2 separate regions of the Homo sapiens genome follow, and region 1 is linked to region 2. A link is a loop called in an ENCODE intact Hi-C map of the cell type or tissue named here. Cell type or tissue: heart left ventricle. All regions are shown on one strand. Region 1 overlaps ITPK1 (inositol-tetrakisphosphate 1-kinase). Region 2 overlaps ITPK1 (inositol-tetrakisphosphate 1-kinase).

The links. A loop is a pair of places that touch in the nucleus more often than their neighbours do. Peaks named below come from ENCODE experiments on the same cell type or tissue, not always from the same donor. Only the 100,000 strongest peaks of a DNase experiment are listed, where the experiment ranks them.
Region 1: a loop joins it to region 2, with 2.1 times the contacts of the local background. A loop is called at or near these places in 9 of 110 quality-filtered maps.

The regions. Positions count from the first base shown.
Region 1 is chr14:93,091,150-93,095,149 of GRCh38, reverse strand. The region is part of intron 2 of ITPK1 (inositol-tetrakisphosphate 1-kinase); the gene reads left to right. Among named protein-coding and RNA genes, the nearest start is that of ITPK1, 23 kb to the left of the region's middle. RefSeq lists an enhancer at 2,471-2,978. In heart left ventricle, no CTCF peak of the experiment used is centred here; a DNase peak (open chromatin) is centred at 2,370; H3K27ac peaks cover 2,283 bases.
Region 2 is chr14:93,041,438-93,045,437 of GRCh38, reverse strand. The region is part of intron 3 of ITPK1 (inositol-tetrakisphosphate 1-kinase); the gene reads left to right. Among named protein-coding and RNA genes, the nearest start is that of ITPK1-AS1, 24 kb to the left of the region's middle. In heart left ventricle, no CTCF peak of the experiment used is centred here; DNase peaks (open chromatin) are centred at 702 and 1,707; H3K27ac peaks cover 3,902 bases.

The DNA of each region.
Region 1 (4,000 bases), 50 kb before region 2:
GGGGTGCTGGAGCACCGAGTTCCTCCTGCACCCCGGGAGCCCAGTTGGTGCGGAGACAGAGACAGGAGGTGAAGTGTTAGATGAACTCTGCTCGAGGAACAGAGCAAGTTTCTCTATCTGGGAAGATGGAAGAAAGCTTTCCACAGGTGGTGACCCTTGAGAGGTATGTTTGAGGGCGCAGGGAGCTCGCTCACGGACAGGTATGGATGGAAGGTAGTGGAGAAAGCGGGCAAGCCTGTGCCAAGGCGTGACGCTGTGGAGCCAGGAGTCCTTCAACACGGACTCTGGGCATGTAGGGCCGGTGCAGATGGGTGGCTGTGGGGAGCCCCTGGAAGCCTGGGCTGAGAGCCTCTAGGAAGCAGTGGGCTGGCTGTGGGAGGAACACCCCTGCCTCTCCCTGTGCCTGCAGTGGGTCCCGTCCCCACGCTGTGACTGCCAGGTGTGGACACATGCTCGTCAAGTGGTGAAGAACGTGGAGCCGGTGGGCTCACCGGCTTGGGGCCTGGCTGCCTCACTGGGAAGCTTGGTGGCCCTGGGAGGTCATTGAGTGTCCCTAAGCTTCCGCCAGGGAGATGATCGTAGGGCTGGTGTGAGGGGAGATGAGGAGTCTGTGTCTAGCACCCAGCACAGGGCATGCACTGATAAAATGATGGCTTCACCCGGCTCCCAGGGGCCACGTCCAGCTGACAGCTCCTTGGTGACTTAGCTGTATGGGTGGTGTGCAGCTGGCACTGCTTGCTGGTCTGGGGGAGACATCCTAGGCTGGCCTGTGGAGGACGTTCCCTCTCAGCCTCCTCTGAGCCATGGGCATAGGTGAGTTTTCAGAAAAGCCCATACCGACGGTGATTCAGCTCTGCTTCTTGCTTCCTTCTGTCTTATTCTTAAGTCACCCACAGGGCAGCCACCTGCCAGTGTCTGTCCTCCAATCCCCTGCTCCAAGGAACTGCTCTAGGCAGGGAAGAGAGAGGAGGAGGAGGCCCCGCATATCCTCGGGTAGAACGGAGGAGGAAACTGAGGCTCCTCACAGAGGTTAACTAACCTCTGCTAGACCACCCAGGTGTAAGAGCTGGGATGCCCCCAGACCCTCCCTTCTCCCGGGAGCGGTGGAGCCGAGGCGGTGGGGGCCTGGCTGGAGCGCCCCAGGAGCTGAGAGAAGTTTAGTCCACCTGGAGCTTGGCAATCGGGGTGAGGATCCCTTTGAGGCCGGGTTGCACAGGATCCTATAAGCCATCATTGTACACGCTTGGGCTTTGCCCTGAAGGCTGGGGGAGCCATAGCAGTTGTGTGAGGTTGGCTGCTGGGTGGAAGCCAGGGGCTTGTGGGATTGGAGGGGGAGGCTGCTGCGATTGTCCAGGCAGTGGTGGTCTAGATCGTGCAGTGGTGGTGGATATCAACTCTTCAGAGTCCATCCAGGTCTGAGGACTCATTAGCAACCTCGGCTATTCCTCGACTACTCAGGATGTTGTCTGTATGGGGCCGGTGGCCTCAGCACTCCTGGTTCCTCAGCATCGCCACGCCCTCTGTATCCACGGACTCAGAATCTGTGTTTTAACAAGACCCCCAAGAGGTGCCAGTACACACGGCACATTCATGTTTGCAAACACTGGTTTAGGGAACCTGTTGACCTCAGCGCAGGGCTGAGGGGGGAAGAAAGGACTGAGGTCAAGGCCTGACTTCATGAGGAAGGGGAGGTTGGGGAGCGGGGGAAGAGGAGATGATGTCGGAGCACTCAGACTTCTGACTGGGAGGAGGGCTACATCACCCCACGCCAGGGGCGGCTTGAGGACTAGTGCAGTTATAACACAAAGGGCCGAAACGGCCTGGCCGCTGGGGCAGGGCAGAGAGCTGGGCTCCACAGGGCAGCCTGCACACCCCATCTCTGCCCTTGGAGGCCCTAGAACCCTGTGGACCCTGTCCTTTGTCCTTTCTGCCGTGTCCATGTAGGTGTGGGTCGTGTCTGCCCCACAGGTTGGGTATTTGCCGTTGTGCTGTCAGCAGATGGGTGTTGAGCCCATGCAGGCCTGGACTTGGTCACAGAACGGCATCCTGCTTGTTGAGTAGCCATCCTGGTCATGAGGGGTCATGTGGTAATGAGTGTATGGAGAGCTGGGGGCGTCATTGTGAAGACCAAGTGAAGCAGCAGTCGGATCTGGGACAGAGGTTCCTCTAGGGAAAGACTATTATGGTCTGGGGCACCCTGGAGGCACGCGCCGTGGCTGGAGGGTGGGTGAGTCTGTGGCTGGTGGGTTCGGCTGAGGCAGGGGAGTGCGCTCTTCAGCCCAGCCCCCTGGCCTGGGCCCTGCCGTGCTGGAGTCTCCTGGTGCCTGGAGGCTGAGTCGAATGCAGTGGGGCTGGGCAGAGGGTGCCCTGGCTGTCGTGGGGTGGAAGCTTGGCTGACCCAGTGGACATCAGCCAGGACCACATTAGGCCCAGCTTTGGCTGGGTTCCCCACAGCTGTGCCCAACGGCATCCCTGGCCTCCACCTACTGGATGCCAGTACTACTCTCGTCTTCCAAGAATGTCTGCAGGTACTTCCAGATGTCCTCTGGGTGGGGGGTAAAATTGCTCCGTTGAGGGCCAGTGCTGGCTGAGGGTTCTTCATCATTCCCTTCTGGTCCCAGCCTGGCTGCACTGCCACCTGGCGAGCTCTGTTTCCAGGCAGTGGGTCAGGCCTGCTTTGGGGGCTGGCATGCTGTCCTCCCTCACCCATGTCAAGGCCCGTGTAGCCATGTGCTGACATGTGCTTGATGTGACCTGGGAGTCAGAGCGCCTGGCTTCCTGCTCCAGGCTTCCGTGGTGCCGTAAGGACCTCAGGTCTGGGGGTCAGGAGGCCTGGATGGAAAATCCTGGCACTCTGGTCCTTGTAGGGGACCCTGAGCCTCGATTTTGCATCTTTGGCGTGGGGCTGTGGTAGCCTTTCCATGGGTGCTGGTGGAGGCTGCGAATGCCAGTGTGCCCACCCTCCCCATGCTGGGCTTAGCGTGGGTGCCTGGTGACAGTGTGTTAATCTCCCCTTGACTTCTCTGTGACCTCAGATAAGTCCCTCTCAGTTCTGGGCCTTGCTTATAAAAGGGTTCTTGGGCTCTCTTCTGTGTAAAAAGTGGGGAATGAGGTGGAGAGCCTGGGGGACAGGGGAGTCATGGGGTTGGACACCGTGCCAGAGCCTGTGGTGCTTTAAAATCAAGGCTCAAACCCAGGGTCCTGAAGAGGGCCGAGCAGCAGCTGAGGTCCGAGTGCACCCGGCCTGCCAGTGCTGCCCAGGAGTGGCGCCTCCCGTCATCCCTCACGCCCAGCAAGGACCCAGTGTGACAAGAGCATGGAGTCTGGACCTGGCAGAGCTAGGTTTGCCTCCTTGCTCTTCTATGACTAGCTGCATGGCTCCTGGAGCCTGTCTGAGCTTCAGGTGCCACACCTGAAGACTGAGGTTAAATGGGAGGCGGGGAGGAGCTGGTGACACTGACTGGATGCCACTATGTGCCAGCCTCATTCATTCCACCCTCTGGCAGTGTCCTGAGTTACATGCCCAGCCACCGTGCTATTTTCCAGGCCGGAAAACCGAGGTGTAGAGCCCAGCACTCGGCGTAGGAGGCACACAGCAAGTGAAGCCATCCTTGTTGACATGAGCTGGTTGCTCTTGGCATTTGAGTCTGAATATCAAAGGCCCTGAAGATTAAAAAGAGAGAATGAAGAATGATGTGCCTGGTGCCTTCTTGGGAAGAGCCCGAGGCCAGCTGTGGAGGGGAGCAAGACTGGTTCTGGGCTGGGCTTCCTGGCCTGGTGCTTTCCTGGGCAGCTGGAAGTGCTTCTGTGGGAGCTGTCTGGCCCTGGCGCCGTTGTTGGCTTCATTATTTTTTGCCTGCAGGGGCCTGAGTATTCTGTACTGACGGGAAAACATTTGTTGGGCTGACGCTGTAATCACACCACAAGGGACACTTGAAATTATATCTGTATTTGGGAAGCTAATTTTAAAGAACTTTTTCTCTTCATAATTATATGCAAT
Region 2 (4,000 bases):
TGATTTGCTGTAGAGTCTTTGTTATGGGGCAGGGGCAGCATAGCCTACTTCCAGCCTCTCAGTCTGCGGCAGTGCTCTTCAGGGTCACCAGGGGAGTTGAATTAAAAGGCCACTCTGACCTGGCCTCTGTGGTTTCCTGGCCGGCTGCATGGACCAGCCCTCAAGCGCTGCGGGAGGCAGAGCTGCTGACTGGCAGGGACAGGGGCCTGAGGTCTTGCCCAGAGGGGTAACTGGCCTCTGCTTATTTGTGAGAGGTGAGGCTTGGAGGTTTGGTTTGATCTTGATGCCCTGTGCCTGCAAGGGCAAGGAACCAGTGCCTGGTGACTTGGAACTAAGGCACAGACTTCCATTTCAGGCTCAAAAGCAGCATGGCACTGGGCTGCAAAGTCAGGGATCTGGTTCTTTAAGGTAGATCTTACAGGAGGGAGACCTTAAATGCCCCTTTCTTCCTGATCTGACAGATCCTAGAGCCCTGGGGCCTGCCCTGGCCAGGAGTCCTGGTGCTAAACCCTGTCAGGTTGGTGGGGAAAGGGCATTTAAGGCCCTTACCCTGTTAAGATATATCCTAAAGAACCACAACCCTGACTTGCGGCCCACGCTAGTCCGTCACGGTGTCGGGTTTTTCTTGCTTCTTCCTCTTCCTCCTTTGCTAGCCTTGGTGCTTGCGGTGGCCCTTCTGGCCAGGCCATAGACAGAGGCCACACCCTTCTTCCCTCTCTGCCGTGTTGCTGTCCGCTGGGCCACTGTCCCACCTCCTCTGAGATCTACAGCCCCACAGGGTTGGGTGATGGTTGTCGCCACATTGGTCAGTTCTGCATCTGGGTCAGTCCCAGGGGCTTGCATGGCTGGCTGTCAGTCCTTTACCTGGGGGGCCCTGTGGCTCATCCGTGGCCCTCGAGTTCCAGAGTTTCCATCTGCTGCCAGGCCGAGTGCAGCATCCTCACCAGCTTCACAGCCAAGCAGAGGGATGCCAGTGTTCGGCCTAGGCTTCGGTTTAATTTTTATGCTAGACTTTCTCAGTAATCGCCAGCACAAACTTATTCATGGTCCCTTCCTTGTGTCTGGATTTCAGCTTTCCTATCTCTGCGGAGGGGGTTGGACCAGATTACACGTGGGTGACTCAGATATACCTGGGCCTGCATGCAATCTGTTTGGCCCACACAGGAATTTTACATTCTTTCCTTTGAATTTGTTGCCAGTGTTTAAGCTGGTTGCCCCTTAGGCCCCACCATTCTCTGTTGTCCCACACCACCAGCCTCATGGTTTACATTTGCCCCATGGGCGCTTCAGTTTGTGACCCTCCATTTGCTCCTAGGACCCCCTCCTCACCTCCCCCCCAACCCCTCCCACCTGAATTCCTCAGTACCCTCTGGCTCTGTCTTCCCAGGGTGATGGGACAGAAGAGGAGGGAGGCTAGAGCCTAGCCATCCACAAGCCGGGTTCCAGAATGGTTGGATTTGAGAAATCTGGTGAAGGGGAAAAGATTTTTCATTTGCCCAGAACTCAGGGTAGTGGACTTGGGGCAGTAAAGGTCTCAGGAACAGAGTTGAAGCCAGAACTGTAGGAAGATGTGTATTGGGGCCTTCAGGTGGGCGGCAGGAGAGGAAGGGTGGGGCTGTGGTCTGGGAAGGGCCTCCTGCAGGATGCCAGCCTGCCACCAATGAGGGGAAGGAGAACGGTGGCCTGGGCATGACGTGCGCTTGGAACAGATTCCTGGTGACACCACCCCCAGCCTTGGGGCTTAAAGATTGTGGTGTAATCCAAGCTTGTTTTAATCAAGCCACAGATAAGAATGAGCCAGGCTGAGGCTGGCTACGGCCTGAGTGCACATTCCTGCCTGGTGCACTTTGTTCTTCATGTAGGTGGGGCTGGGCGGGGCAGGGAGGCTGCCCTGCTGCCTTGGACCCAGGATGGCATTTCCCCTGCTTGACAGGGACACTTGGAATTTCCTGTTGGAAGTAGCCCCAAAGGAAAGAGTGCCTGATGGGTTGAGCCTTGGATGTGTTCGGTGCTTTCTGCAGTGACTCCACAGAGCACTGGGCTTTTGCAGTCTCTACTGTGCTGTCTTCGGCTTTCCCACTGGTATTTCCTGCCCTCAGAAATCCACCTGCCCCACATCTCTTTTCTCCCCTTCTGTCTGTGCACATAAACTGGGGTGGATTTCAATCCGATCTCCTTAGCTGTGTGATCTTGGGCAAGTTATTTTGCTTCTCTGAGCCCCAGCTTCTGGTTCTGTGTGTGCTGTGAAACCACCTGTGGCCCACGTGGCCAATCCTGGGTCAATATTTTTTTAACCAATGACAAGAAGTTTCTAAGGGTTTTCCCCAAAGTGTGGGCCTCGGTGGGGAGCTGGCAGTAGCTGGATGAGAAAGAGTTTGGACTTCAAGTCAATTTGTAGAGTTAAGATTGAAACTTTTTTTTTTGAGACAGTCTCGCTCTGTCACCAGGCTGGGGTGCAGTGGTGCGATCTTGGCTCACTACAACCTCCGCCTCCTGGGTTCAAGCTATTCTCTTGCCTCAGCCTCCCGAGTAGCTGCGATTGCAGGTGCACGCCACCATGCCTGGGTAATTCTTGAGTTTTTAGTAGAGATGGGGTTTCACCATGTTGCTCAGGTTGGTCTTGAACTCCTGACCTCAAGTGATCTGCCCACCTTGGCCTCCCAAAGTGCTGGGATTACAGGTGTGAGCCACCGCAGCCAGCCATGATTGAAACTTTAATTTCCTTCTCCTTGTCCGAGGCCCTTCTCCCTTTCTTTGCCCACCAGTTTCTCCCTCTGAGCGCTGCAGCCACCCCACAAGCCCCAGTGCCCTGTCAGGCCCATCAGGACATGCAGGTGGGGCACTGGCCTGAGTTTTGGATCTTTGCTTCAAAGCCGTGTTAAGTCCAGCTCTGCCTTGTCCCAGTTCCCAGCCCTGTCGCTGTTAGGGGTATCCGATCAGCACCCTCAAAACTAGAGAGATCGCAGCCTCAAACAAATCCTTTTGGCAAATGGCTGCATGTTAGGAGGGTTTTGGTGACCCAAACATGTGCCAGGCATGTTCCAAAACCCCCAGCATCAAGGCCCACTCAGGGATTAGGGTCGAAGCTGCTTGGCTGGGGAGAGAGGGACTGTTTTTGTTCTTAGCCACTTTCTGTTCACATATGGCTATCATTCACTGAATGAACGTTTACTAGAACAGCAGGGTGGCGGAGTAGAGAAAACGTGTTTCCAGTTTGCTGTACCTGTGTCAGAATCTTGGATTTGTTACTGTGAGATTCAGGGCACTTGAGTCATTTGTTCTCTAGAAGGTTAATTTCCTCAACTTATAAAATAACTTGATTTGTACCTCCTGCAGTGGGTGTTGTGAGGACTGGGTGAGAGGAAGTCTGTGAGGACCCAGCATGACACCTGCACATGGCAGCTGTGTGGTAGGCGGTCACTGCTGTTGTCATTTAGTAGGTGGCCCTTAGGATTAGACACCGCGGGGGACACAGGCTGGGTGAGATAGGGTCCTTGCTACCAGGAACATATGGTTAACAGGGGGCTGCAGGATAGATTTGCTGTGTTTTGGGAGTTCCTAGCATCTGAACCCCCTCTGAGTTTACATCTGAGGATTCTCTTCCATATGTATCTTGGAGGCCAGACAGGAAAGGCCAGGAACTCTTGTCACCTGTAGTGCTGGGTGCGAGCACAGGACTGGGGCCTGCCAGCCAGACCCACCCCCTGGTGCTGGGATTCAGGAAGCAGGACAGGGAGCATTCGTCATGGTGGCTCAGTGGCAGAGGCAGGTGCCAGATGGGATGCTGAGCCCTGTGTGCCCGGGTGTGGGCTGGGCAGGGGCCTTGCCTGCCTGCCTGCCTGCCACAGGGCCTACTTTCACTGTGCTTCTCTGGGTGAACAGCCTCCCTGGCAGAGGCCCGGTTTCTGAGCGTGGCTCTCCCAGCTTCCTGTGTTTTCTGACCTGCACAGTGGCCTTTTAGTGAGGTCCCTTGCTGCTCAGGTCAGCCCCAGGAAGGTTC